Linked DNA regions of Homo sapiens: region 1 is linked to region 2. Evidence: read pairs that join two places in POLR2A ChIA-PET (ENCODE). Cell type or tissue: PC-9. All regions are shown on one strand. Each heading gives the region's core, and the rest is flanking DNA. Links, peaks and the distances in the headings are about the cores only. Region 1 overlaps MYH9 (myosin heavy chain 9). Region 2 has its middle 40 kb from the start of MYH9-DT.

Region 1 (14,876 bases), core at 2,242-10,241, 53 kb after region 2:
TTTCTTTTTTTGGAGACAGAGTCTCACTCTGTTGCCCAGGCTGGAGTGCAGTGGCGTGATCTTAGCTCACTGCAACCTCCACCTCCCAGGTTCAAGCGATTCTCCTGCCTCAGCCTCCCGAGTAGCTGGGATTATAGGCACCTGTCACCACGCCTGGCTAATTTTTGTATTTTTAGTAGAGGCAGGGTTTCACCATGTTGGCCAGGCTGGTCTCGAACTCCTGACCTCAGGTGATCCACCTGGCTTGGCCTCCCGAAGTGGTGGGATTACAGGCGTGAGCCACCGCACCCGGCCACCTGGCCTTCTTTTTTAACTTGGGGTCATTGCATCCACTATTATGCCCCTTCCCACTCTGTCCCCAGTTTCCCCTAAGACATCTGGCCTGTGGTTTTTATGTATAACAACACTGGAAAAGCCCAAATTCTTGAGAAGATGTGATCAGAGGGGTGTTTTGAATGGGAGGGCCCTACCCCCCTTCTCAAGGATGGCTGTCTTTCGCCTTGGATGGTGTGGGCCCTGGGAGGAGCTGCCGGCGCTGCTGTTGTGCCCGATTGACTCCTTTCCTGAGTGAAGTCTGGAAGACCCCATCAGGGTCCTGAGGTCCTGCAAGGCAGCCTCCGGGCCTCCTGGGGGAATGGTGTGAGTCACACATGAGCACACACTATGAGACTGGCTCTAAAATGGGACCGCCACTGCATGGGCGGGCGGCCTGTATCTGTACCCAGCTCCCTGTCCCTTGTGCTTAGATGGCACCAAATATTTGGGAGGCAGGAGGGGAGCTGCCCACTCTGATGCATGTCTCTTTAAAAAGTAACCTAGGCTTCTGTTGGAATTACTCAGGTTCCCATTCCCACGATTAGCTTCTCGAGCCTGAGATGATTCAGCACCCGGGCAGGTGTCCCCAGAGAAGGCCCTTAGCTAGCCCGCCAAGCGCTGGAGCAGCTGGGAGTCCCTCAGTGGCTGTCTGCATCTCTAGCCCAGGACCCTCCTGCTGTGGCTGGAAGGAGCCTTTGCAGGGCCTTCCGGAAGGGTGTGGCTTCCTGCCGTGCAGGTTGGGCTAAGGCCTGTAGTGGGGTTACAGGTAGCTGATCTTCCCCACCCTCGAGTCACTTCCTTGGTACTTCTCAGAGGCCCTTACCATCCTTATGGTATGTCCCAGAGGAGAAAAGGGGCTTCTCAGGGAGGTCCCTCTCTTGCCTTCTTAGGCCAAGATGATGTCTTTCTGTACAACTTTTTATTTTTCTGAGACGGAGTCTCGCTCTGTCACCCAGGCTGGAGTGCAGTGGCGCGATCTCAGCTCACTGCACGCTCCACCTCCCGGGTTCACGCCATTCTCCTGCCTCAGCCTCCCAAGTAGCTGGGACTACAGGCACCCGCCACCACGCCCGGCTAATTTTTTTTGTATTTTCAGTAGAGACGGGGTTTCACCGTGTTAGCCAGGATGGTCTCCATCTCCTGACCTCATGATCCACCCGCCTCGGCCTCCCGAAGTGCTGGGATTACAGGCGTGAGCCACCACGCCTGGCCTCTCTGTACAATTTTTAATGTGTTGGGGGAGCTCGAAGCTAATCTCTGAGTAGGTTGCCACTCACCAAAAGGACGTGGGCCTTAGAAAGAAGAGCCTTTCTTCTTGCATTTTAACTCTAATTTGAAATCATCCCCTGCTTAAAAGAAAAATCAGCAACAACAATGAAAACCCTCCCTACTGGATTTAGAATTATAGAATGCCTGGCTGGAAGAGATGTTGGGAATAATTAAAATAACATTTCTTTTTTTTTTTCCTAATTAGAGAAAAAGCGATTTGCTTAAGCTCATTCTGTGAGTCGGTAGAAAACCTTGGCCCCTGGTTTCGCTCATACCCAGTGCCTTTCCAAATCAGGAGGCTTCATTTAAGCGTGTTTTCTAAATGGTGACTCTCTTTTTTTTTGATGTTTATGCCCTGTTTAGCCAAGCAACACATACTGAGCTCCTTTAATCTTTCCTTAAGAGTCTATTCTTCTACTCCCTTCGTCTTTTTTGTTGTTTTTTGTTGGGGGGCACTAGGGTTAAGGAATGGGGTGGGAAGTGTTTTGGGTTTCTCTGAACTTCTTCCAGCTGGACGTGACCACTTGGGCTGAAAGTTCCCACAGCTCGAAAAATCAATATTTCACATGGGGTGGTGCCAGGCAGCAGGGTGGGCCATTCAGAAAGCCACACTGCTGCCCACTGTCCTCAGCCAGCCCTGATTTCTAGTAACTTTAGGTCACTTAATGTCTCCGGTGATAATTTGTTATATTTTCAACACAAAATGCACGGGAGAAGGAACAAAATAAAGTTTTGGGATCAGGCAGAGCTAGGAGCAGACCCCCCGCCTTTTCTCCTGCTGCTCGCCTTAGTTTTCCCATCTGCACCGTGGAGAAGCCTCTTTCTTAGCATTATAAATGGATGTGAAGTGGTCTGTTCCTCCTCTTCCTCCCCTTCATCTCTCTTCTTTTTTTATGAGACAGCGTCTTGCTCTGTTGCCCAGGCTGGAATGTGGTGGCGCGATAGCAACTCACTACAGCCTCGGCCTCCGTCTCAAGCATTCTTCCCACCTCAGCCTCCTAAGTAGCTGGGATCACAGGTGTGCACCACCAGGCCTGGCTAATTTTTTTTTTTTTTTGTAGAGACAGGGTTTTGCCATGTTGCCCAGGCTTGTCTCAAACTCCTGAGCTCAAGCAATCTACCTGCCTTGGCCTCCCAAAGTGCTAGGATTACAGGTGTGAGCCACCTCGTCCAGCTTCTCCTTTTCTTCATAGTAACAATAACATCATCTCTCCTCAGGTGGTAGGAAATACACGTTCAAGTTTTTTTTTGTTTTTTTGAGACGGAGTCTTGCTCTGTCGTCCAGGCTGGACTGCAGTGGCACCATCTCGGCTCATTGCAAGCTCCGCCTCTCGGGTTCACGCCATTCTTCTGCCTCAGCCTCCCGAGTAGCTGAGACTACAAGGTGCCCGCCACCGTGCCCGGCTAATTTTTTTGTATTTTTGGTAGAGACGGGGTTTCACCGTGTTAGCCAGGATGGTCTCCATCTCCTGACCTCATGATCCGCCCGCCTTGGCCTCCCAAAGTGCTGAGATTACAGGCGTGAGCCACCGCACCCGGCCAGGTTCAAGTTTTAGAGATTTCGTATTTATCCAACAAGCCTGTCCCTTGATAACAAGGTGCGGTGATTAAGATGACTGAGGAACCTGCTGGAACTCGCCCCCGGCATTGATGCTGAGGTTTCTGATGCCTGCAACTTTTGCATCCTTTTCCCATACAGTTCAATTCATCTCATTACACTGATCTGAGCTGGTTTAAGTATTTTTTTTTTTAGAAAGGCTGTTACAAAGCGATAGAGGCACCTTTATTTAGAGTTGTCTATGTTCAAAAGCCACTACGTTTCCTGTGTTTCACATTAAGTCACTGAGCTAGAGAAGGCAGCTTCCTGTCAGATAAACATAAGAACGAGGCATTTGGGACAGTCTGGGTGACTTAATCTAACTGGGCCAGAATCGGGGAGAAGATTTGAGAACTCGCTGTCCTCTGCGGGTGAGGAGGTCAAAGGCGGGGTCTTCTTTCATTTCTGTCCCTATGCTGTAACTCCGTGTTTGGGACAGAGTCAGCTCCTAGTCCTTATTGCACAAATGGGGTTCAGGTCTCATTGGTGTCTTCACTTTTTTTTTTTTTGAGGTAGGGTCTCGCTTTGTCGCCTAGGCTAGAGTACAGTTGCACGATCTTGGCTCACTGCAACCTCCACCTCCCGGGTTCAAGCGATTCACCTGCCTCATCCTCCCAAGTAGCTGGGATTACAGGTGTGCACCACCACACCCAGCTAATTTTTGTATTTTTAGTAGAGACAGGGTTTCACCATGCTGGCTAGGCTGGTCTCAAACTCTAGACCTCAGGTGATCACCTGCCTCGGCCTCCCAAAGTGCTGGGATTACAGGCATGAGCCACTGCGCCCAGCCAGTGTCTTCAGTTCTAAGCCTGCGACAGGGAGGCCTAGATAGCCAAAAGCTTTTGAATGCCGGTTAGTGACCTCTTCATTTTACAGAACACTGATCGGGGAATCCCTGGGAGGAGAAAGGTGGTGGTAGGGGGGCATTTTCAAGTTTTTATTTTTTATATTTAAGAACCAAGTATTGGGTATAAGGGAGTTGCCCTTTGCCAAGTCAGTCCGCAGAGACTCCCTAAGCTCCAGCTATGTGGTCTGCACTGTGCTGGCTTGGTGGGGCTCAGCAGCGATGGAGGGCTGACAGCCTGTCCCTGTCACCAAGCAGCCTTATCCTCCAACAGGGAGTTGGGATACTGAGGCAAGCCCATGCTACCCTGAGTCAGGAGACATCTGAGCATCTTGAGCTAGGTTCCTGGAGGCTAGGATTGCCTGGGAGGAGGAGGGAGGATGGGAAGGTGGGCATGGAAGGGAGGAAGAGCTGCTCTCTGGGTCCCATCACAGTCTCGTTATTAATTATAATTATTAAAGTTTACTGGCCGGACACGGTGGCTCACGCCTGTAATCCCAGCATTTTGGGAGGCTGAGGTGGGTGGATCACCTGAGGTCAGGAGTTCGAGACCAGCCTGGCCAACACAGTGAAACCACGTCTCTACTAAAAATACAAAATTAGCCGGGTGTGGTGGTGCATGCCAGTAATCCCTGCTACTGGAGTGGCTGAGGCAGGAGAATTGCTTGAACCTGGGAGGCGGAGGTTGCAGTGAGCTGAGATTTCATCACTGCACTCTAGCCTGGTCAATAGGAGCAAAACTCCATCTCAAAAAAAAAAAAAAAAAAAAAAAGAAATTATTGAGCACTTGTATGTACTAGGTACCATGCTGATGCTTTTAAAAAATTATTATCTTTTATTTAAAAAATTTTAACTTACATTTAAAAAAATGGAAATGGGCTCTCACTGTGTTGTCCAGGTTGGTCTCAAGCTTCTGGCCTCAGGTGATCCTCCCACCTTGGCCTCTCAATGTGCCGGGATTATAGGCGTGAGCCACCACTGCACCTACACCTGGCCATGCTAGGGCTTTTACATGGATTATCTCATTTAATTCTTCCCTGGTTTCCATAAGGTAGGAACTTATCCTCATTTTGCAGATGGGGAGACTGTGCAGGGATTCAAACTTGGGTGCTCCAGCTCCTGACTCTGTGGCCTTGGAGACGCCCTGCACTCCAGGACTTGTGTTTCCTCACTTGGCGGTGAGTGGTTGGGCTGGTCCTTGAGGCCTCCACCCTCACCAGTGGCTGAGCATTCATTCAATGGGCAGAGAGAACGTTGGGCTGCAGCAGAATGGGATCTCCCGTACAGCAGTTGGCAACCCACAGCGGGGTTGCCAGGTCAGCATTGATGCCTTGGCTACTGACTTCACCTTTAACCCCACTGGCCATTTTTCAAATGAATGTGGTTGGTCCTAAGGGAGAGCAGGTGGAAAGACCCTGGCCCCAGCGTGAATCCAGGCACTGCTGTGCCTGTCTGAGTAGTGCCCTCTGGGGAACCAGCTAGCCAGGCAACCTGCCATCATGTTGCCTAGTGAGCTCTTGACATCAGCCATCTTGAAACCATTGGGTTCCTTTCGTCCTTCATCTGTCCACCCATCAGATTCATAGTCATTCAGCAGTGACTCCTACTAGGAGGAACTGATTCTAGGTATAAGGCACTGGCTGGGTGCTAGGAATATGGAGGGAAAAGAAACATAGGCCCTTGTTTCTGGGAGCTGATGGTCTCCCACCAGATACCGATGCTGGAAACCCAGGGAGAAGGCAGGGGGGAGTCTGAGAAGGCTTCCTGGAGGAGGCAGCCTTCGAGATTGTAAAGTAGAGACATGGTGTGGCAAGTCCAGGGAGCAGGGGTGGGACCTCGTTCAGTTGCCCAGACGCAGGCAGAGCTTTGTTCAGGGGTGATTCAGGTTGGTGAAGGCCCTGTGAGTCACCTGGGGCTGGTGAAACGTTTCCTCTCCTCCTTAGGCCACGACCCAGCCTCTGCATAGGCCAAGACGGCCCGTGAAGGCTTGTTTCCTTGCCCCATTTCCCAGGAAATGTGGGAGTGCAGGATTCCACTCCCAGGTCACTCACCTTGGGGGTGGATGCTGGGAACGCGGCCTGCGCCCTCTGGTTGTGTGGCCAGCATGTTTTTCTAGCCAAAGGACTTGGGATGAGATTTTTCATGGAATATTGAGAGAGACGTAATTGTTATTAGAATCAGTTCTGTTTTTATTTATTATTATTATTTGAAACAGAGTCTCACTCTGTCGCCCAGGCTGGAGTGTACTGTCACAATCTTGGCTCACTGCAACCTCCGCCTCCCAGGTTCAAGCAATCCTCCTGCCTCAGCCTCCCGAGTAGCCGGGATTACAGGCGCGTGCCGCCATGCCCGGCTAATTTTTGTATTTTTAGTAGAGATGGGGTTTTGTCATGTTGGCCAGGCTGGTCTCAAAAACTCCTGACCTCAGGTGATCCGCCCACCTTGGCCTCCCAAAGTGCTGGGATTACATGCTTGAGCTACCATACCTGGCTAATTTTTGTATTTTTAGTAGAGATGGGGTTTTGCCATGTTGGCTGGGCTGGTCTTGAACTCCTGATTTCAGGTGATCCACTTGCCTCGACCTCCCAAAGTGCTAGAATTACAGGTGTGAGCCACCGCGCCCAGCCAGTTCTTCTGTTTTTAAAGTAAAAAAAAAAAAAATAAGGTGGGGGTGTGTGTGGTGTTTATTGCACAAGCATTATTGCAACAAAGCTGGCAAGAAGCAGATTTGCCCTGCACCTCATCCACCGTTTTGCATTTTTCTGGGTTTTCTGTCCATATACACATGTATTTTACAAAATTGTAAGCAGAATGGAGACTGTGTGTGTTCTGAGTTACTACTATAATGCAAAGTTCCTATGTTTCATTGGTCGCCAGAATTCATATTTTAATGACCCTCTTATGTCCACTGAGGAGAGGGACCATTTTTCATGTTGCCAGAAAGTTCCACGAGTTTTATTGAGTCTTGGAAATTCATTCAGCAAATGTATCCAGTACATCTATTCTAGATCTAGGCCAGAAACTGCCCGCTGGTCAGGATGCAGATGAACAAGAGGTCCCAGGCCCTGTCCTGGAGGGGGCTCGCAGCGTAGACCTAGGAACATGCCACTTCACTCTGGTGTGGTTGTGATTGAAGGGGCTGAGGAGGTGGGGGCTGCTTGGATGCCCAATTCCAGTCAATTCCAGCCGATGGAAAACAGGTAAAACCACTTTGTCAGTAGTGGTGAGAAGGCTTAGAAACAAGGGAGCTGGGAGATCTGTCCGGGCTTTTGGAGGAAGCTCTTCAACCTGTTCACCCCGCCTCCGCCGTTGTGTCACTTCCAAGGCCCCTGGCCAGAAAACCCACTGGGAGGAAGTGAGGGAGAGAAGAAGTCTCCAAGGGACCATGACAACAGGGAGGCTTGGGAAATAGCCCCCGGCCCTTCTGAGGGAGACCCTACCGAGGGTGGCAGTGGAGCAGGGGCAGCTGAGGGCAGGGGCAGGGGGAGGATAGTGGGGTGGAGTGGTCTTCCAAAGTCGGAAGGCCATTGGCAGGAGACTTGGGCTCTGCTGAGGCCCCTGCCTTTTCCAGGATGGTGTGAGAATGGTAGCAACAAGTTGCAACAGTTTAGTTTTGTTGTAAAGAGGAAGTTTCAGAATCCTAGTGGCTACTTTTGAGCAGACAGATGTTTGTAAAGAGAGAGTATTTGGGGGTGGGCCTAAGGGGAGAAGATGGGTGGTCAAGGGGCTAGAAATTGGAATGCAAGGGCTGCCTTTGCTCCCGTATTTCCTTTCATTCCAGAGAAAGGCTTCCTCTGCCAGGTGTTGTGGCTGCCTCTTTCGGCCTCCAAGGCCCCTGTTCCCCAACCCCGGCTCCCCACTCAAGTCCCGCTGACCTGAATTCTGCTGTCTTCCTAGACAGCAGGAGAGAAGTCGTTTGCTTATGGGAAAGTTTCCAAAGTCTTGTTGCTCCCCACCCCACCGAGGGCACGAACAGGGCTGGGGGCCCAGGTGGTCACAGTGGCCACCGCTGCCCTTGTGTGTTGCAGATTTGCCGAGCTCCTTGCGTCCTCCCCTCCAGCCTGCTCTTGGGACCTGGATCAGCACCAGGCCTCTCGGGTTTGAGGTTTCACTGGGACAGCTCTGTCACAGTCCTTAATACCTCCCATGATTAAATACAAACTCAGCAAAAACACAATCTAAACCTTAACCTAACTTTTTTTTTTTATTACCTGTCATTTTTTTTTTTTTTTTGAGAGACAGGGTCTCACTCTTTCTTTTGCCCAGGCTGGAGTGCAGTGGCACAATCATAGCTTATTGCAGCCTCAACCTCCTGGGCTCAAGTGATCCTCCCACCTCAGCCTCCCAAGTAGCTGTGACTACAGGTGCACACCACCACACCTGGCTGATTTTAAAATGTTTTGGTAGAGATGGGATCTTGCTATGTTACCCAGGCTGGTCTTGAACACCTGGGTTCAAGTGATCCTCCTGCCTTGACCTTCAAAAGTGCTGGGATTACAGATGTGAGCCACTGCACGTGGTCTGAATTTATACTATTTAAAATTATTTAGTAGCTGTTATATTGGAGGAAGGAGAGGTGGATACAAGGAATAGAGAAAGCAACAGGAAGTGGGGTGTGGGGCAGGGAGTGGGTGACTTCAGAAGCAGCTGCTGGGTTTACATTTCATTTTCATTCAATTTATTTGTTCATTAAATACATATCAGTTGCTAGAGACTGTTCTAGGTTCTGGGGACACATCATTGATTAAGGCAACTGAAGTCCCTGCAGTTTACTCTCTAGTGGCGGAAACAAACAATAATCAAACATACTTACTAGGAAAGTCAAGACAGTAAGAGCTGTAGAGAGCCCAAGCAGATGAGGGGGTATGTTGAGAGGTACTAAATTGCTCAGGCAGCTGGGTGTGGTGGCTTACGCCTGTAATCCCAGCACTTTGGGAGGCCGAGGCGGGCGGATCACCTGAGGTCAGGAGTTCGAGACCAGCCAGGCCAACATGGTGAAACCGTCTCTACTAAAAATACAAAAATTAGCCAGGCATGGTGGTGGGCACCTGTAATCCCAGCTACTTGGGAGGCTGAGGCAGGAAGAATCGCATGAACCTGGGAGGCAGAGGTTGCAGTGAGCCGAGATGGCGCCATTGCACTCCAGCCTGGGCAACAAGAGTGAAACCCTTTCTCAAAATAAAAATACGAATAAAAAAAAATTGCTCAGGCTGCTATGATGAAGTACAAGATTGTGTGGTTAAGCAGCAGACATTTATCCCCTCAGTTCTGGAGGCTGGAAATGCAAGATCAAGGTGTGGACAGGCTTGGTTTCCTTTGAGCCCTCTCTCCTTGGCTCATAGATGGCCGTCTGCCAACTGTGTCCTCACATGGTCTTCGCTCTGTGCACGCACACGCCTGGTGTCTCTTCCTCGTCTTATAAGGACACCAGCCATGGGATTAGGGCCTACCCGAAGGACCTCATTTTAACTTAATTACCTCTTCCAAGGCCCTGTCCTCAAATACCAGTCACATTCTGCGGTACTGGGAGTTAGGGCTCCAACATAATGGATATTTTTGGGAGGGACACAATTCAATCTGTAACAGGGAAGAAGGGAGTAGGGGAGTGTGTTTGTGTCAGCAGAGGGTTCTCTGATCCAGGGACATTCTGTGGATGCCTTCAGATCTGGGGGAGGAGCCCTCCAGGACGGTGCTCTACCGGTTGTTTAATTGCTTTGAGCTCCAGTTTCTGTATCTGTAAATTCTGGTTCATAGAACTATCTGTTAGTGTTCTCTGGGTAGCTAAAGTATGAAATGCTCTCAGCAGTGTCTAGTTCATGATGGACTCCCGATAAGTATCAATGCCCCTCCTGCCCTTCTTCCCACCCCCCACTGCCCACCCCTGGTTCACCAGCGCTTTTTCCTTTTGTCCCACTTTGCTCTCTGCTCCGGGCTTCTACTTCTGATCAAAACACTTGAGAACTGGGTGGGGGCTGCCCTGGCTGCTCCCAGCTCCCAGGCTGCCCTGCCTTCTGCCCAGTGCCTGTGAGCCAATTGTTCTTGGAGGTGGCTCCTCCCCTCTGTTAAGTCATAAGCACTTTTGACACCGGTAAGGAGGAACTGTTGTAGAAAGCTGGTGCAGGACTATAACCTAAACTCCCAGGTACTGGCCCGAGTGTTGGATGGCTGCGGTTCGAGCGTGCGTTGCCAAATGCTTCGCTTATGCCACTGTTCCCAGCGGACTGCTTCATGTCTTAGCAATTCTCTGTGCTGGCTTATGTGCTGGTCTTGCTTCCCCTTTTAGAGGCCTTGTCGCCAGGACCCTTGCATGGTGCCTTGCCCATGGTGAGCACTTGATACATGCTTGAGAAACAGGTGAGGATATTCATACTAGAATGTGGGTGGCACAGACCCTGATGTCCTGGGTAGATGGCTTTATTTCTTTGGCTTCTGAGCCTCACCAGCATGATGGGCGTGTGTCTGGTGCTTAGGTAAATAGGCAGGCACTCTGGACTCAGACCATCTGCCCTAATCTTGGTTCTCCCACCTGCAGGCCCTTTGACCTTGAGTGAGTCATACAATCTTTCTTTGTGCCTCAGTTTTCCTTATCTGTGGAATGAGGAAAATAAATGCCACAGAGGGTTTTGATGCTAATAAAGTATAGCTTTATTGTTTATATGTTTTATCTGTCCACAATTTATCTGGCACAGTGCCAGGTGATATATTTTTATCTGTTTAAAAATTTCAGTCTATTTTTTATATCACGTTACAAAGGTTAAAGTCACTTTCAAGTTATTGCAACAAAAGTCTCTCAATCCCATGAAGGTGGCAGTATTAGTGTTCCTATTTTGTAGCTGGGAATGTTGAGAGTCCAAGAAAACCTACGTGACTAGCCCCAGGTAGCAAGTGAATGATCTAAAATCCTCTCCCAGCTCCTCATTTTCAGGCCAGTTATTTTCCATATCTACTTCCATCGCCTCTCCTGCCTTCTCATCCCACTTCAACCACTATGTGGACAATAGTTGTGAAATTGGGTTTTTGTAGACTTCCACACATAGCCTCACAGTGGTGGTTGCTGGGTCGCGTTACCTAGTTGGCTTTATGGCACCAGCTGTAAATTACAGCCCTCCCTGTTCCATCCTAAGAGACCTGTCGGGTAGACAGCAGGTGAAGGCTGGCAGGCTGGTGTGAGGTCTGGTTAGCCTGGTCCTTGTGGGGAACCTGGGTTTTTGCTGTCCTCCCTCTGAAGAATGGATACCGCCCCCTCGTACCTTCCTAGCCCACCAGCATGCTGTTCTCAGCCCGCCTTCTGCCCAGAGCCGGCCTGCCGCCCACTGTTTCCTGCCTTTGCCAGGGCGAGGGGGAGGTGGGTATATAATGCCAAATGCTCATGAAAAACGCCTCATCATGAGATTAATTACTTGCTGCCGAGCACTGTGGAATTCACGAGTCTCCATCAGCACCTCAACGTCTTCCCCTGAACTCTACCTGGGGTTAGTTCTGTGGACTCTCTGGCTAGAACTTTAAACCTATGTTAGACAGAAAGAAATAGATAGTGGCCACCAGTACGATGCTGAAGATCAGTCTGGCAAAATCCCTCCTGCCATTGACTAGCTGTGTGTCCTGGAGGCTTGATGTCCTCAAAGTGGGGACGCTAGGCTGAGGGCGCTTTCTGGTTGTGAGGCCTGGGTGTGCTGACCTGTGCAGTATCATACACCTTGGAGGACCAGCGTGGTACAGAGGGGCTGCAGAGGGGTGGGTCTCTTCCCTTTTAATACAGGTCACAGGCTTTAATGACCCTTAGGTTGAAATTAGAGCCCCCCCACCCCCACCCCCTTGCCTTACTTCTGGCTTTTACACAAGAATCTGAAGAATGTGATGCTCTATCGCGGACGGGGCAGGCTTCGCAGGCTCTTCCGGGCTTTGCAGGGCAGCCTTTGTTGTGCTGCAGGACCTGGGGCATTCCGAATTGGTTGTGGTTGGGAGTCAGAGACAACTCCAGGCTTATTAAATTCCTGGCTGTTTAGGGCGATATAGACAGCTGGGAGGGGTAAGGGTGGGGAGATAACACTCCTCCACCTCCCAGCACTGTTATCTTAGAGAAATTGGGTTAAAAGTGAGTCTGCTGGAGGGGATTGGTAGCAGACAGGAGGACAGATACTGGTGCTTTGGCCCTGGGCTACTGGAAAGCTTGCGGGTCCACCTCTGCGCTTCTCCTTCCTGATCACGGAGCAACTGCTGTTGACCAGGTCCTATGTGACGCCTTGCCAGATGCTCTGTGTGCATTCGCTGTCTCATTGCACCCCTAGAGGCAGTGGAGCAGAGTGGTTAGGGATGGAAGACCTGGAGCCCCAAGTGAGACCTGCAGGGTACAGACACCGGCAGCTAGTGCCTGTGTGTCCTTCAGCAAGTAAGCCTTCTGGCCTTGTTTCCCCATCTGCAAAACGGGATACCACTAGAATCTACCTCACAAGAGTGCTGTGTGCTAAAGTGAGATTCCTGGTGAAAAGCACTCAGAATAAAGTGCAAGTGGCCGTTATTTAATTACCAACAGGGTCCTGGGAGGTGGGCCTTTTCATTCCCATTGTACAGATGAAGAAAGGGAGGTTCAGGACATTTAAATAATTTGCCGGATTTCCTGAACCAGTGAGGAGAATCCAGCGCTTACCTCCAGGTTGGCCTGACTTCGGCCATATCCCAGCATCCTCTGGGGTGTCTGTATGCAGGCATGTGTGTGTGTGTGTTTGTATATGTGCATGTCTGTTTGCACAGGTCTCTGTGTGCATGTCTCTGCACCTCTGTGTGCACAGATCTTTGCACGTGTCTGTGTGCATGCATATCTGTGTGTGTGCAAGTCTGTATGCACCCATCTTGGACTGGGGAGGGGAGGAGGGGGCCTGGGGCTCTGTCCAGGGCAGGATGGCATTGGCCCAAATCTGGCAGCTCTCTAGAGCAGGGGCCGCTGCTGCTTCCTTCTTTCATGTGCAGCCACAGCTTTGGCCACTTTCAAACCAGACTGTGGCCTGGGCAAAGGAGTGCTGCTTGGTGAGTGGTAAAGTAAGCGGTAGTCACGTTTCTGGGGAAGGACTTGGTAAGGTCATCCTGCCGGCCAGGCTGCCTGCTCAAGGACACTGGGGTTGGCCAGCCTTTCAGACAAGGGTGCTGCCGCAACCCAGTCTAGGAGCGGTAAGTTAATTTTTCTGTAAAGTGCAAAATAAGTGGATTTCATCCTCACTTGTATTTGATCATTTCCCCCGGGGAATGCAGGAGGCTCTGGGATGCTTCTCTGGAAAGCTTGGCATTGCCTGCCATGCCTTCTATATGTCCAGGGCTGGCTGTGTGCTTGCTCATTTGAGAACCGGAGCAAGGGATGGAAATGTCGGGAGGAGAGACCGTTCACCCTTCAGTTTTGGGCTTCTTGTTCCTGGAGTCCAGGGCACCCCAGAGCAGTGCAGGAGAATCGGCCTCCCTCCCGTGCCACGTGGACTCTTGCTATTGGGTTATTCTGTCCACAGCTTTGCTTCCTCAGCGAGATCCTGCTTAACCCTCCGGAGGGTGACGAAGGAAGAGATCCTGCCTCAAGTCTTTGTTCATGTTGCCTTGGTAGAAAAGGAGGCCGCACTAGTGCCCCATTACCTTTGAGCTTGTGACCAGGGGACTCCTAAAAGTCCATGGACCGCACTGCAGAGTCTCTGCGAGCCCCCTAACGTGGTATGCAAGGCGTTCACCACCTCTCACAAGTTCTCAAAGGGGTCCTTGACCACTGACCTAGACAAATAGAAGCTTTGGGTTTTCCATTTGTAGAGTGTGCACACGTGAGTGTCGCATAACGGATGCAGCCTGGGGGCCGTTAGGATCAGGATGGGGGTTTGTTCTAGTCTAAGTTGTGCCACCCCAGGGGTGATCACTTTCCTGGGGCTCATCACTGTAGCTCCAGCACAGTGGCCTTCCCCTCCCTGATGATCCTTCTTGTATTTAAGCCTTTAGAACACCGTCACTTCTGGGTATCTCTTCAGTGTGGGGCTGGGCCTGGAGATGGGAGGGGTGATGTTTCTGATGCCAGACTTGATCTCTTGTTACCTTGGATGCTGAGGAAGGTGGGCTCCTCTTTCGTTCTTGTGCTCTTGCCCCTGCACATCGGCAGGGATGTTCCCGGGAAACCCTGTACCTAGGCAAGTCACTTAGCCTCCCTGAGCCTCTGAGGCTCTCTCCTTTTTTAGGGGGAGGGGCCGCGTGACCCTTCACTTTGCCAAGGCTGGCGGGATCAGATGATGTAAACACCACGAGATGAATGTGTCAGGTGATTGGGTTGCTACAGCTGAGTCTCACTTGCCTGGAGTGGGACACTCCCCCCGACCCCCCACCTCTCACTGAGTTTCCCTTTGGCTTTGGACTTGAGTTTCTGCTTGGCCTGGCTATGTGATCTTAGGCAGATCGTTCCTCTCCTTCCTAGCGTAGATAAGTCACGGTGGTGTTTTTCAAGAACTTTCAAGTGAGATTCATCGGTGGGTCGTGAAGTGAGTGGCAACCAGTTTGTTTGTTTATTTATTTATTTATTTTTGAGATGGAGTCTCGCTCTGTCACCCAGGCTGGAGTGCAGTGGCAGGATCTTGGCTCACTGCAAATTCTGCCTCCCAGGTTCAAGTGATTCTTTTGCCTCAGCCTCCCGAATAGCTGGGATTGCAGGTGCCCACCACCGTGCCTGGCTAATTTTTGTATTTTTAGTAGAAACGGGGTTTTGCCATGTTGGCCAGGCTGTCTTGAACTCCTGACCTCAGGTGATCTGTCCGCCTCAGCCTCCCAAAGCGCCTGGATTATAGGCGTGAGCCACCATGCCTGGCGGGCAACCAGTGTGTTTAGAAATGAAATAAA
Region 2 (14,876 bases), core at 4,553-12,552:
TGAAGGGAGGGGCCTTTTATTGACCAGCCAGCCCTCGGCCAGGTCCCTGCCTCAGACGTGCATGTTGGCAGGAAGAACCTGGCTGGGCATCTCTGTGACTGTGGTTGAATGAAGGAGCACCTGAGCCTTCCTTTTTTTCTTTTTTCTTTTTTTTTCTGAGATGGAATTGTGCTCTTGTTGCCCAGGCTGGAGTGCAATGGCGCGATCCCGGCTCACTGCAACCTCCCCCTCCCACGTTCAAGCAGTTCTCCTGCCTCAGCCTCCTGAGTAGCTGGGATTACAGGCATGTGCCACCACGCCCGGCTAATTTTGTATTTTTAGTAGAAACAGGGTTTCTCCATGTTGGTCAGCCTGGTGTTGAACTCCCAACCTTAGGTGATCCGCCTGCCTCGGCCTCCTAAAGTGCTGGGATTACAGGCGTGAGCCACTACGCCTGGCGCACCTGAGTCTTTCTAGTCCAGGCTGAGCTCTGGGCCGTTCAGCGCTTCTCAAACCCACAGCAGTGCCTCATTGCAAGAGGAGCTGGTGGGATACAGGAGAAAGTGGGGAGGGAAAAGGCGGGTCAAGGAACTGAACTAGAGGCTCACTCGACAGTTCTCCAGGTCTTTGTTGTTTACTGAAGGAACCTTATGAACGTGGCCTTCGCACTCCCTGCTCTGTCTGTGTTTGTTTTAATATAACCGATTCCCTCCCCTCTTGCCAACAAAGGGTTGGAGTAAAACTGACTGCATAGAGCCTGCCTAACTGTGCACTGTCCCTCGCTGTGGACTCTGCACCCCTAGCGCAGGAGGGTCCCAGGGCTCCAGGGGCGAGGCCCCACAGGCACCCCCTTCCCTCCACACAGCCGGTCTTTCCCTCCTCCATTCTCAGACCTCACCCTCCCCACATGTCATAAAGGTCCTGTGCCCTGACCTCACTGAGTCACCTGTTTCTCTGTATCTCTATGTTTCTGTGGCTGCTTCTACCCCTAGACAGTGGCCTCCAACACTTAATTATGGTGGGCAGGGCCACGGTCTGCCTCCCTCGGTGTCCTCAGCACAGCAGGCCTAGCCTGGGTAGGTGGACCCTGGGAAAAGAAATGAGTGAATGAGGCCGGGCGCGGTGGCTCACGCCCGTAATCCCAGCACTTTGGGAGGTCGAGGAGGGCAGATCGCTTGAGGCCAGGAGTTTGAAACCAGCCTGGCCAACATGGTGAAATCCCGTCTCTGCTAAAAATACAAAAACTAGCCAGGCGTGGTGGCTCACGTTTGTAACGCCAGCTGCTCGGGAGGCTGAGGCAGGAGAATCGCTTGAACCCGGTAGGCGGAGGTTGCAGTGAGCCGAGATCGCGCCACTGCACTCCAGCCTGGGCAATAGAGCGAGACTCCATTTCAAAAGAAAGAAAGGAAAGAAAAGAATGAAAGAAAGAAAGAAAGAGAAAAAGAAAGAAAGAAGAAAGAAAGAAAGAAAGAAAGAAAGAAAAAAGAAAGAACGAAAGAAAGAAAAGAGAAAAAGAAAGAAAGAAGAAAGAAAGAAAGAAAGAAAGAAAGAAAGGAAGGAAGGAAGGAAGGAAGGAAGGAAGGAAGGAAGGAAGGAAGAAAGAAATGAGTGAATGAACAAATGGAAGGGCAGTAGGCCCTCTGGGGCTGCGGTGAGCCAGATAATGACCCAAAGATGTCCATGTCCTGATCCCGCAAACCTGCAAATGTGTTAACCTACATGGCAAAAGGGACTTTGCAGATGTGACGGAGTTAGGAATCTGGAGATGGGAAGAAATTCCACCTACGGCCAGCGGCTTCAGTCCCTGCCTGAGCCCCAGCCCGCCCCTCCCGCTGGCCTGCCTGCACCTGTCAGCCTTTCCCAGCCAGCCCCACAATCACATGTGCCAATTCCTTGCAATCTATCTGTCCATCTTTATCTCTGCCTCTATATTTCCTCCAGGTTCTGTTTCTCTGGTTAAGCCCTGACTGATACAGGAGCCCAGGAGATTGGCCTCCTGGGTCTGTATTTGGGAGACCACTCAGAATGTGGCGGAGGTGGGTAGGGGAGAGCCGGCCCAGGAATAGTCCGGGGAGTCTGGTGCCCTTCAGTTGGAGCCTGTGTTGCACCCACATCTCCAGGGCCAGGAGGCTGGTCCTGTTGACCTTGGCTGTGGGCCCAGTGGAGGTGGAGTGCAGGCCCCCACAGGCAGCTGAGCAAACAGGGGAGTGGGGGCTGGGGGAGCAGAGCTGGGGAAGGGACGGGGAGAGGAAGGAGCCGTGGGATGCAGGTGAGGACAAAGAGTGGGCCTGGAGGTGCTGGGAAAGCCGGGCCAACCCTGCCAAGTCCTGCTCCTGTGTCTAGCCTGTGGCCACGCTGAGCCAGGCCCTGGGGACACCACGGAAGACACGACATAGCTCCTGCCCGCATGAAGCACACTGTCCCCGTCCCTGAGCTGCCTGGACCCCCAGTGAGTGCAGCTTCTGGCGCATAGTAAATAGCTATGGAATGAATGATCTGAGACCAGACTCCAGCCAACAGAGGTCCTAGAAAGAGGCATTTGACAAATAAGGCCTGGGAAGAGAGAAAAGGATGACCTGGTGGAGACCTGGAGTAGGGAGTGGGATGAGAAGGGGCCTGGGCTGGGAGGACCAGCTGCCCATGCATGTCCAGGGCAGCCCCACAGCCCTGCGGAGAAGAGTTCTTTTCCGGTCTCACCTCCATCCATCCACCCCCATGCGTGGCTAATTTTCCTTTTTAGGGACAGCTGCCCTTCCCGCTCCCCACAGAGTAATCGGAGCCAGAATCTCTGCCTGGTTTCTGAGAACCCCATCTGCCCAGACCTCGCCTGGACTGTGGTTTTAGCAAATAATTTGGATCCTTCTAGAGCTTGGGGGAGGAAGCTTCCGCCCCTTCCTCCTTAGTGGTGTTAAGAAATGCTCAGCATTCCTGGGTTAAGAGGGCCAGGGGCCATTCTTCTCAGCACAGGGACAGACCCAGAGGAACAAAATGAAGAAGGAACCCAGCACCCGTCCCAGGCTCTCAGCTCCTTCCCGGGGGTCACCTGGGGACTGGCAGGTGAGGCCAATTCATTCAGCTCCCAGGGAAGGAGGCCTTGGGGAGCCCGAGAATGTTCAAGAGCAAGTTCCTGGGGCTTCCCGCACAGGGTTCTGAGCTCCTGTCTCAGAGCTCCCAGAGGAGGCCCTGTCTGGTTCCTGCTAGTCTCCGCATCATGTCTAGTCCAGCCTGGCACCGGGGAGCACTCCATGAGGGTTTATGGATCGGATGCAGGGCGGAGAAGTAGGATGTAGGGTATCAGAAATGGCCTCCAGGAGGGCCCACATCTATGCTGTGGGAAGTAAACAGTGAGCCTGGGGGGTGTGCGCCGGGGCTCAGGCGCTGCTACAGGCCGGATGTGAGGACTCCCATTTATTCCTCACACAGCGCTGTGATTGTGCTACCACGATACCCCCATATCACAGATGAAGGGGCCAGAGCCCAGAAAGGGTAAGTAACTTGTCCAAGGACACACAGCAGATAAGTGCAGGGACCAGTATTTGGACTCCAGAGTTCCTGCTTTTTTGTTTTGTAGAGATGAGTCTCACTAGGTTGCCCAGGCTGGTTTCCAACTCCTGGCCTAAAGCAATCCTCCTGCGTCAGCCTCCTGAGTTGCTGGGACTAGATGCACGGCTACTGCACCCAGCCTGAAGTCCCTGCTTTTAAGTGCTAGGCACACTGCCTCTGGAGAGGGAGGAGGAGAAGTAAAGGCCTGGGTGAGGGGCAGTGAACATGAGATACTTGAGAAAAATAAGAAGGCCCGAGGGGCCAGGTATCGGTGATGACTCATGTCGGTAATACCAGCACTTTGGGAGGCTGAGGCAAGAGGATCACTTGAGCCCAGAAGTTTGGGGCCAGCCAGGGCAACATAGTGAGACCCCCATCTCTACCAAAAAATAGAAAAAATTAGCGGGGCATGGTGGCACATGCCTATGGTCCTGCTACTCAGGAGGCTGAGACAGGAGGATCACTTGAGTCCGGGAGGTTGAGGCTGCAGTGAGCCATGATCATGCCACTGCACTCCAGCCTAGGTGACAGAGTGAGACCCCGTCTCAAAAACAAACAAACAAAAAACCCCAAGGCTGCGGAGCTGATGCGGTGGGTAAGGGTGAGACTCAGGACTCCACTTTCTCTGTCCTGCCCATTGGCGTTCCAGGTAGGACGTCCTTGGGAGACATGGTTTGCTACGTATAGCTACATGGAAAGATCCCAGGACTAACCAACTTGTAAAGCCCTTAGGGCAGGAAGATTTTAGGGTAACTCTTGCATCTGGCTTGGGGTCAGCACGCACTCAGGCCTGCTCTGAGATGGAGGACCACTGGCTCAGTTTACCTTTGGAATGGGCAGGGTCGGGGAGCAGCAAGGACAGGGCCAGGAGTTGGGAAGTCCTGGGCCCATCCCAGACCCTAAGCCCCCTCTGTAACAGTGAGACCCTGGGCACGTCACCTAAGCACTCTGGGCCTCCAATGATAATCCCCTGTCCACCTGGTGTTTTAGTGGGTCAATATGACAGCCGCTGTTCATTCGGCACTGCTAGTGTGTTACCTCGGTGACTCATTCCGGTGACCTACTGGTCACCCCATTCAGCAGATGCTTCCTGGGAAGATGGTGAAGACAAACTGAGCCTTTATGTCCGAATGGCTCTTTACAACCTGCAAAAGGCACTTTCGGACCTAATTCAATTTGATCTTCACACAAATCCAGAAGCCAGGCAGGCATGCTTCATCGTTCCATTTAAAGTTGAAGAAACTGGCTGAGCACGGTGGCTCATGCCTGTAATCCTGTAATCCCAGCTCTTTGGGAGGCTGAGGAAGGAGAATTGCTTGAGGCGAGGAGCAACATGGCAAGACCCTGTCTCTACAAAAAATAAAAATAAAAATAGGTTAGGCACAGTGGCTCATGCCTGTAATCCCAGCACTTTGGGAGGCCGAGATGGGTGGATCACCTGAGGTCGGAAGTTCGAGACCAGCCTGACCAACATGGAGAAACCCCGTCTCTACTAAAAATACAAAACTAGCTGGGCGTGGTGGTGCATGCCTGTAATCCCAGCTACTCGGGAGGCTGAGGCAGGAGAATCACTTGAACCCGGGAGGTGAGCCAAGATCATGCCATTGCACTCCAGCCTGGGCAACAAGAGCGAAATTCTGTCTCAAAAAATAAAATAAATAAACTAAAATAAATAAATAAAAATCATAATTTTTTTAAAGATGAAGAAACCAAGGCAAGCAAAGAAGTGGCTTGCTCAAGATTCATTGATCATTAGGGAACAAAAAAGACCTTCAATCTGGGATTTTTTGACTCCCTGTTCAGTACTTTTTTTACCCGAACCCCCCCCCCCAAAAAAAAGGATACTTTTATAAGCATCCAACACCATTCATCTTGCTGTCTTATCCCAGAATCCTGATCAGAATTCAGATAGTTTGCCGGCCGGGTGCAGTGGTTCACACCTGTAATCCCAGCACTTTGGGAGGCCGAGGCGGGTGGATCGCCTGAGGTCAGGAGTTTCAGACCAGCCTGGCCAACACGGCAAAACCCGTCTCTACTAAAAATGCCAAAATTAGCTGGGTGTGGTGGTGCATGCCTGTGATCCCAGCTACTTGGGAGGCTGAAGCAGGAGAATTGCTTGAACTGGGAGACAGAGGTTGCAGTGAACCGAGATTGCACCACTGCACTCCAGCCTGGGCAATAGACCAAGACTCCATCTAAAAAAAAAAAAAAAAAAAGAATTAACTAATAGTTTGCCATGAATGGAGGATTTTAAAACATGGGAAAATTTTTTTAAAAAATAATTAAAATAGTAGTAATGACAATAGCTACCCTCACTGAGCTGTTTTTTTTTGTTGTTGTTTAGTAAAGACAAGGTTTCACCATGCTGGCCAGGCTGGTCTCGAACTCCTGACCTCAGATGATCTCAGCCTCCCAAAGTGCTGGGATTACAGGCATGAGCCACTGCGCTCAACCTAAGAGCCCACATTTTCAGTCTCTGTGTATCCCTCTACGGCAGTCAGCATTTTGCTTTACGAACAGTATGAGGGCTCCACAAATTTATTTATTTATTTATTTATTTTATTTTATTTTATTTTATTTTTTGAGACGGAGTTTCGCTCTTGTTGCCCAGGCTGGAGTGCAATGGCACCATCTCAGCTCACCACAACCTCTGCCTCCCGGGTTCAAGTGATTCTCCTGCCTCAGTCTCCCAAGTAGCTGGGATTACAGGCATGTGCCACCAAGCCCGGCTAATTTTGTATGTTTAGTAGATACGGGCTTTCTCCATGTTGGTCAGGCTGGTCTCGAACTCCCAACCTCAGGTGATCCGCCTGTCTCGGCTCCAAAGTGCTGGGATTACAGGCATGAACCACCGCACCTGGCCTACAAATTTATTAAGTGAATTAAATAATGTGCCGCTTTTTTTTTTTTTTTTTTTTTGAGAGGCAGTTTTGCTCTTGTTGCCCAGGCTGGAGTGCAATGGCGCGATCTCGGCTCACAGCAACCTCCGCCTCCCGGGTTCAAGCCATTCTCCTGCCTCAGCCTCCCGAGTAGCTGGGATTACAGGCATGCACCACCACGCTTGGCTAATTTTGTATTTTTAGTAGAGATGGGGTTTCTCCATGTTGGTCAGGCCGGTCTCGAACTCCAGACCTCAGGTGATCCGCCCATCTCGGCCTCCCAAAGTGCTGGGATTACAGGCGTGAGCCACCGCCCCCGGCAATGTGTTGCTTTTCTATAGTCCTGAAGTCTCAAAGAAAACTTGCAGGTGGGAAGAGCATGGGATGTGAGGTCAGACCCGGATCTGAATTTCAGCTCCAATGCTTAATGATGGTGTGATCTTAACCTTAATCTCTTCATCTGTAATATGGGTTAACAGCCCTAAACACCGCATCTACCAGCCCCACACACACCTCTGCTTGTTGGGAAGATTAAACTGAGTCAGGCCCATAAAACCTTCTTCCTTTGAAAGGTGTGGTAGGCAGAAAATTGTCCAGGTTCTGGTCCCTGGAAGCTGTGGTTAGGTTGCATAGCAGAGGGAAATTAGGGCTGTAGGTGAAATTAAGGTTGCTGACCTTAAATAGGAAAATTTTCCTAGATTACGTGGGTGGGCCCAATGTAATCACAGGGTCCTTAAATGTGGAAGAGGGAGGAAAAGAGACGGAGACGGAGCATGGCATCTGGCTTTGAAGCCAGGAGGAAGGAGATAGGAGCCAAGGAAGGTGGATGGCCCCAGAAGCTGGAAATGACCAGGAAGTGGATTCTCTCCAGAGCCTCCAGAAGGATCAAGGCCCTGCTGACTTTACTCGGGCTTGGTGAGGTTCCCAATGGACTTCTCACCTCCAGAACCATAAGAGGACGCATTTGTGTTGTTTGATGCCACCAAGTTTATGGTGTTTTTTTTTTTTTTTTTTTTTTTTTGGAGACGGAGTTTCACTCTTGTTTATCACCCAGGCTGGAATGCAGTGGAGTGATATCGGCTCGCTGCAACCTCCGCCTCCCAGGCTTAAGCAATTCTCTTGCTTCAGCCTCCCAAGTAGCTGAGATTACAGGTGCATGCCACCACGCCCAGCTAATTTTTGTATTTTTAGTGAAGACGGGGTTTCACCATGTTGGCCACGCTGGTCTCGAACTCCCGACCTCAGGAGATCCACCCATTATAGCAGTTTTTATAGCCACTGCAGGTCAGTCAGTGTGGGTTCCCTCTGCTACCTCTGGCTCCTTTAACGCCTCCCTCCCTTGACTCTGTACCCCTTTATAATAAGCAGGTCGCTTACGCCTATTTTATACATGAAGAAATGTTACCAGAAAGGGGTCCTGATCCAGACCCCAAGAGAGGATTCTTGGATCTCAGGCAAGAAATAATTCAGGGTGAGTCCAGGGAGTGAAGTGAAAGCAAGTTTATCAGGAAAGTAAAGAAATATAAGAATGGCTACTCCATAGACAGAGCAGCCCCAAGGGTCACTGGTTGCCCATTTTTACAGATATTTCTTGATTATACGCTAAACAAGGAGTAGATTATTCATATTCCCCTTTTTAGATCATATAGGGTGACTTCCTGACATTGCCATGGCATTTGTAAATTGTCATAGTGCTGATGGGAGTGTAGTAGTGAGGACAGCCAGAGGTCACTCTCATTGCTATCTTGGTTTTGGTGGGTTTGGGCCAGCTTCTTTTTTTGTTTGTTTGTTTGTTTGAGATGGAGTTTCACTCTTGTTGCCCAGGCTGGAGTGTAATGGTGCCATCTCGGCTCACTGCAAGCTCTGCCTCCTAGGTTCAAGTGATTCTCCTGCCTCAGCCTCCTGAGTAGCTGGGATTACAGGCATGTGCCACCATGCCCGGCTAATTTTGTATTTTTAGTAGAGACGGGGTTTCTCCATGTGGTGAGGCTGGTCTTGAACTCCTGACCTCAGGTGATTTGCCCGCCTTGACTTCCCAAAGTGCTGGGATTACAGGCGTGAGCCACCACATCTGGCCTTGGGCCAGCTTCTTTACTGCAACCTGTTTTATCAGCAAAGTGTTTATGACCTGTATCTTGTGCTGACCTCCTATCTCATCCTGTGAGATATGTTTTAACCGTCTGGGAATGCAGCCCAGTAGGTCTCAGCCTCATTTTACCCAGCCCCTATTCAAGATGGAGTGGCTGTGGTTCCAATGCCTCTGACACAAACAGGCGGGGAGAGGTTACTCCAGATGGCCAAGGTGGCACACAGCATGGTGGAAATGCACTCGGAAGCCGGACCTCTGACTCCGACTCCTGGACACTTTCTGACAACACACCGCCCCTCCTAAGGGTCTTCAGTCCCTGTAAAAATATCTTAGGAGCCCTGCAATGTGTGGGGGTGGTTCTTTTCATCCAGGCTGGCCCGGAAGCCCTGCCTCCACAGAGACCTCTCTTGCCCCCCATCCCCCGGCTCTTTCCCTTTTGTGTCTTTCTGTCTCTCAGAAAGGGACTGTGGCCTTTGACAATCCCTCTCCCCAGGACCTGGTGGAGAACCAGCACCCAGGAGGTGCCCCGTGAAAATGGGGTTCTCCTCCCCTGGAGCCCAGTCCCCTTCTCTCCCACTCCGGGTAAAGCCTGTCTTCAGAGCCCCTCAAATGGCGAGATTCAAAACTCTATCCCCAGCTCCAGGGAGTCTTCACAGGCTGCCTGGTGGACAGGAGTGGGAGGGAAGCTGCGTCCCCAGTGGCCAGCTGACAGGTCAAAGGGGAAACTGCACTTCCTGCTGGGCCTCCAGGGAGCCTCTTCTCTCTGAGAGGCCAGCTGGGTCCCTGTGTGGGAGCTCCAGGGGGAGACAGGGCAGGGAAAGAGATGGGAGGAGAGAGGAGGAGGGGGAGGGAGGAAGTGGGGCAGGGAGAGGAGGAAGAGGAAGGGAAAAGGGCAGAAGGAGTTGGAAGAGACTGGGAGAGACCAAAAAAATAAATAAATAAAAATACAGTGAGACACAGAAAGGAGAGAACCAGAGACAGAAGGTAACAGAAGATGAGCAGTCAGAGGCATAGAGAAAGAGACAAGAGAAAAGGAAACAAGAGGGGGAAATTAAGTTACTACACAGAGAAAGACAGCAAGAGTGTGGGAGGAAGAGAGAGACACAGGGAGAGTCAGAGATAGACAGAAACCCAGAGAGGAGCAGAAATGCACAGAAGCCCAGAAAACACCTGAGGCCGGTGCGGTGCCTCTCCTGTAATCCCAGCACTTTGAGAGGCCGAGGCAGGAGGATCGCTTAAGGCCAGGAGTTCAAGACCAGCCTGGGCAACAGCGTGAAACGCTGTCTCTGGGAAAAAAAAAAAAAAAAAAAGAAGAAGAAGAAGAAGAAATTGAAAAAATCACCTGAGCTTTCTTTTTTTGTTGTTTGTTTTGTTTTGTTGAGACGGAGTCTCGTTCTGTCACCCAGGCTGGAGCACAGTGGTACGATCGCGGCTCACTGCAACCTCTGCCTCCCGGGTTTAAGCGATTCTCCTGCCTCAGCCTCCCGAGTAGCTGGGACTACAGGCTTGTGCCACCACGCCCGGCTAATTTTTTGTATTTTTAGTAGAGATGGGGTTTCACTATATTGGCCAGACTGCTCTTGAACTCCTGACCTTGCGATCTGCCCCCCTCTGCCTCCCAAAGTGCTGGGAGTACAGGTGTGAGCCCCCACACCTGGCCCCACACCTGAGCTTTCTTTAACCACCTTTCTTTCTCTCTTTTTCTCTTTCTTTTTCTTTCTCTCACTTTCTTTCTCTTTTTGTCTCTCTCTTTCTGTTTTTCTTTCTTCTTTTTTTGTTATGTTAGAGTCTTCTGAAATCTTTGTTTCTCTCTTTCTTTCTCTTTCTTCCTCTCTCTCCCTCTCCTTCCTTCCTTTCTTTTCTTTTTTCTTTCTTTCTTTCTTTTCCTTGCCTTGTGAATCAATTTCTCTCTCCCTCCCTCCCTCCCTCCTTTCTTCCTTTTTTTCTTTCTTTTTAAGATAGAGTCTTGCTCTGTCCCCCAGGCTGGAGTGCAGTGGTGTGATCATAGCTCACTGTAGCCTAGCCTCAACCTCCTGGGCTGAAGCAATTCTCCCACCTCAACTTCCTGAATAGCTGGGACCACAGGCGTGCTCCACCATACCCAGCTAATTTTTTTTTATTATTATTATTTTTGTAGAGACAGGGTCTCGCCATGTTGCCCAGGCTGGTATCAAACTCCTGGGTTGAAGGGATCCTGCTACTTTGGCCTCCCAATGCGCTGAGTTTACAGGCGTGAACCACTGCACATGGCCAAAAACAAAGTTTTTAAACAGTGCCTCAAATCTTATTGGAGTGGCACAATTCACACGCAAGATGCTAAGGAACAACAAGCAGAGGATAAAACCAAATGGTAGGAGGAGAGAGTGCTGGAGCAGGGAGGAGCCACGTGGTGTTCAGGGTAGGCATCCCTGAGAAGGGGTGTTACTGAATTACATCCGTAAACTTAAGTGTGTTAATCAGGACTTTATCTTTTGCAAATGACAGAAACTTGACTCAGTTGGCTTAAAGAAACTGAAATTTAAGCAGGGCACGATGACTCACACCTGTATCCCAGCACTTTGGGAGGCTGAGGCGGGTGGATCACCTGAGGTCAGGAGTTCAAGACCAGCCTGGCCAACATGGAGAAACCTCATCTCTACTAAAAATACAAAAATTATCCAGGGATGGTGGTAGGAGCCTGTAATCCCAGCTACTGGGGAGGCTGAGGCAGGAGAATCACTTGAACCCAGGAGGCGGAGGTTGCGGTGAGCCAAGATCGCGTCACTGCACTCCAGCCTGGGCAACAAGAGTGAAACTCCGTCTCAAAAAAAAAAAAAAAAAAACCCCATCTGTTATTTGTGATTTTCCTCAGTGCCCAGCCCAGCTCCTGCACATAGTAGGCCCTCAGCGATAGTTGGTTGGATTGAATTGTCAAACTGGATGACATATCCACTCTGTCATTCATTCCCTCATTCATTCATTCATTCAACAAGCAAAGCCTGAGCTCCTGCCATTCATCAGGCCCTGTGCCAGGCTCTGGGACACAATGTGGAATAAGGACAGGGCTTTGCCCCCCAGAAGCCTTTGGAATAATAACTTGCAGCTGAATTGCACGATTGTTTATGGTTTGTGGTTCATGAAGCTCTTTCACATATCCTGTCCCATGATCTTGATGTGTGGATGTTGTTGAAGAAATTCAGGAGGAAATTCTGAAGAAGTTCAGGATAAAGACTCTTGGGTGAGGCCATGCCGTAAGTCAGCAGCTGGACTCCCTTCCCAGTGCCCACTCCCTAGGAACAGGCTGCCCACTGTGCATCGGGCCTGAATCGCAGGACACTGCATGGAGCTCCTTCCCTCGTCCGGCTCAGAGTTTGGAAGGTGTCCTGCAGTGGCCCTGGCAGAGCCGGGATGTCATCCTTGGAGGAGTTGCTTGGGGCCGTGGGCCTGGGAAAGGCCTGACGTGTATCCTCTGCCTCCACCACAGGCCTGATAAGAAAGTGACCACAATCCCTTTTGGGCTACTTTCTTGGTCAAAAGAGGAACATAGTCTTGGGTGAAAAGGGAAGATATGGAGAGCACTGCAACTGAGCAACCTGGTCACCATGGAGGATGGGACAGAGCACTGTCAAGTCAGGGTCCCACCACCGGGTGTCTCAGCTCATGAGCTTCCCTCTCTAGTTGGGCTTTTCTGTTTAGTCCCTTCCTTCCCCACCCTACTCGCCCAACCTAACCATGTTTTGGTCAATCCTTTCCTTGTTAAAGTATCCTATTGAGGCCAGACACTGTGGCTTACGGCTGTAATCCCAGCACTTTGGGAGGCCGAGGCGGGTGGATCACCTGAGGTCAGGAGTTCAAGACCAGCCATGACCAACATGGTGAAACCTTGTCTCTACTAAAAATACAAAATTAGCTGAGTGTGCTGGCACACGCCTGTAATCCCACCTACTTGGGAGACTGAGGCAGGAGAATTGTCTGACTCCGGGAGGTGGAGGTTGCAGTGAGCCAAGATCGCAGCATTGCACTTCAGCCTGGGCAACAAGAGCAAAACTCCATCTCAATAAATAAATAAATAAAAATAAATAAACAAATAAATAATAAAGTAATCTATTGCTCAAGGCCCATGTGCAGGCCCACCCCTGGGGAAGGCCCCTGCACAGCTCAGCCCTCACTGACCCGCCTTGCACAGCTCAGCCCTCACTGACCCGCCTGCCTCCTGGGACCATAGCTGGTACTTGTTTTGCATTTGGGGATCCTAACTTGGTTTGAAGCAGAAGCAGATCAGAGACAAAAATTTGAGTACATGTGGTTGATTTGGACTGTGATCCCAGGCAACTTAGATAAGGGAGTGGGTGAGTGAGACAGAGAAGGGAAGCAGGAGCTATCTACCTAGTGAACGGGACCTCCCAGTTATTTGCCCAAGCGTTGAGCGAGCACAGGCTAAGTTGAGAGCTGCTCCCAAAGGGCATTACGTCCTCAGCACTTGCAGCCTCCTGAGCTCGAGTCGAGCCCTTCAGCAAAGTGTCACCGGTGCTGGCAGATGTAAGTCCCACCAGGGTTCAAAATACTGGAGTCCTAACAGTGCCGGCTTCTAGCCTAAGATTTTTTTTTTGCACAAAGGGTTTCACTGTGAAACATACATGTTTGAAAACCTATGTCGTAAGGCAACAACACCCATTTCGCAGACGTGCTAGTAGAATCCTAGAGGTGACAAGGGATTTGCCTCAGGCTTGCCAGCGAGTTAAGAAAAGAATCAAGAGTAGAAGCCAGAAACTAGGTCTGCAGTCTGGGTGTCCAGCACTTTTTTATTTTTTATTATTTATTTATCTATTTATTTTTTGAGACAGAGTTTTGCTCTTGTTGCCCAGGCTGGAGTGCAGTGGCACGATCTCGGCTCACTGCAACCTCCGCCTCCCAGGTTCAAGCGATTCTCCTGCCTCAGCCTCTCAAGTAGCTGGGATTACAGGCATGAGCCACCACACCTGGCTAATTTTGTATTTTTAGAAGAGAAGGGGTTTCTCCATGTTGGTCAGGCTGGTCTTGAACTCCCAACCTCAGGTGATCCGCCCACCTTGGCCCCCCAAAGTGCTGGGATTACAGGCGTGAGCCACTGCGCCCGGCCTATTTTTATTTTATTTTTATTTTTTTCAGCCTTGCTGAGGTTCTCTGCAAAGTGCTTTTTGGAGGAAAAAAAATTATTATTATTATTATTATTTTTTAATTTTTTTTTTTTTAGATGGAATCTCGCTCTGTCGCCCAGGCTGGAGTGCAGTGGCACGATCTCAGCTCACTGCAAACTCCGCCTCCTGGGTTCACACCATTCTCCTGCCTCAGCCTCCTGAGTAGCTGGGACTACAGGCACCTGCCACCACGCCCAGCTAATTTTTTGTATTTTTAGTAGAGACGCGGTTTCACTGTGTTAGCCAGGATGGTCGCTATCTCTTGACCTTGTGATCCGCCTGCCTCGGCCTCCCAAAGTGCTGGGATTACAGGCGTGAGCCACTGCGCCTGGCCCCTGGCTGATGCCCTCAAGAGCATCAACAATGCCAAAAAGAGAGGCAAACGCCAGGTGCTTATTAGGCCATGCTCCAAAGTCATCGTCCGATTTCTCACTGTGATGATAAAGCATGATTACACTGGCGAATTTGAAATCATTGATGGTCACAGAGCTGGGAAAATTGTTGTGACTGTCACAGGCAGGCTCAACAAGTGTGGAGTGATCAGCCCCAGATTTGATGTGCAACTCAAAGATCTAGAAAAATGGCAGAATAATCTGCTTCCATCCCGCCAGTTTGGTTTCATTGTACTGACAACCTCAGCTGGCATCATGGACCATGAAGAAGCAAGACAAAACCACACAGGAGGGAAAATCCTGGGATTCTTTTTCTAGGGATGTAATACACATATTTACAAATAAAATGCCTCATGGAAAAAAAATCTGTAGAGATAGGGTCTCATTATGTTTCTCAGGCTGGTCTCAGAATCCTGGTCTCAAGCAATCCTCCCACCTTGGCCTCCCAAAGCCCTGGCATTAGAGGCATGAGCCACCATGCCCAGCACTAAGCATTTCTCACAAACAACTTTAAGTCCTAGGAGGCAGGCACTATTATTTTCCCCACTTTACACATGAGGAAACTGAGGCTTCCAGCAGACACTTGACAGTTAGTGGTTCTGTGTAAGTCCCAACAGGAGACTTTTGGTTAGAATAATTCAAAGGTACATGGCTTCTGTTTTATCTCAAATTAAAAAATAATAACAGGCTGGGTGTGGTGGCTCATGCCTATAATTCCAGCACTTTGGGAGGCCGAGGCGGGTGGATCCCTTGAGGCCAGGAGCTTGAGACCTGCCTGGCCAACATGCTGAAACCCCGTCTCTGCTAAAAATACAAAAATTAGCCAGGTATGGTAGCT

The links. Peaks named below come from ENCODE experiments on the same cell type or tissue, not always from the same donor. Only the 100,000 strongest peaks of a DNase experiment are listed, where the experiment ranks them.
Region 1: POLR2A ChIA-PET joins it to region 2 with 28 read pairs; 25 of 35 experiments call an interaction of 5 or more read pairs at or near these places.

Annotation. Positions count from the first base shown.
Region 1 is chr22:36,365,877-36,380,752 of GRCh38, reverse strand. The region is part of intron 1 of MYH9 (myosin heavy chain 9); the gene reads left to right. Among named protein-coding and RNA genes, the nearest start is that of MYH9, 15 kb to the left of the region's middle. RefSeq lists enhancers at 753-902, 3,269-3,348, 11,393-11,482 and a silencer at 11,795-12,089. In PC-9, for the core only: no CTCF peak of the experiment used is centred there; DNase peaks (open chromatin) are centred at 5,932, 7,272, 9,632, 10,072 and 1 weaker place; H3K4me3 peaks cover 3,296 bases; H3K27ac peaks cover 7,066 bases.
Region 2 is chr22:36,420,750-36,435,625 of GRCh38, reverse strand. It overlaps the pseudogene RPS15AP38. Among named protein-coding and RNA genes, the nearest start is that of MYH9-DT, 40 kb to the right of the region's middle. RefSeq lists an enhancer at 3,009-3,644. In PC-9, for the core only: no CTCF peak of the experiment used is centred there; a DNase peak (open chromatin) is centred at 4,575.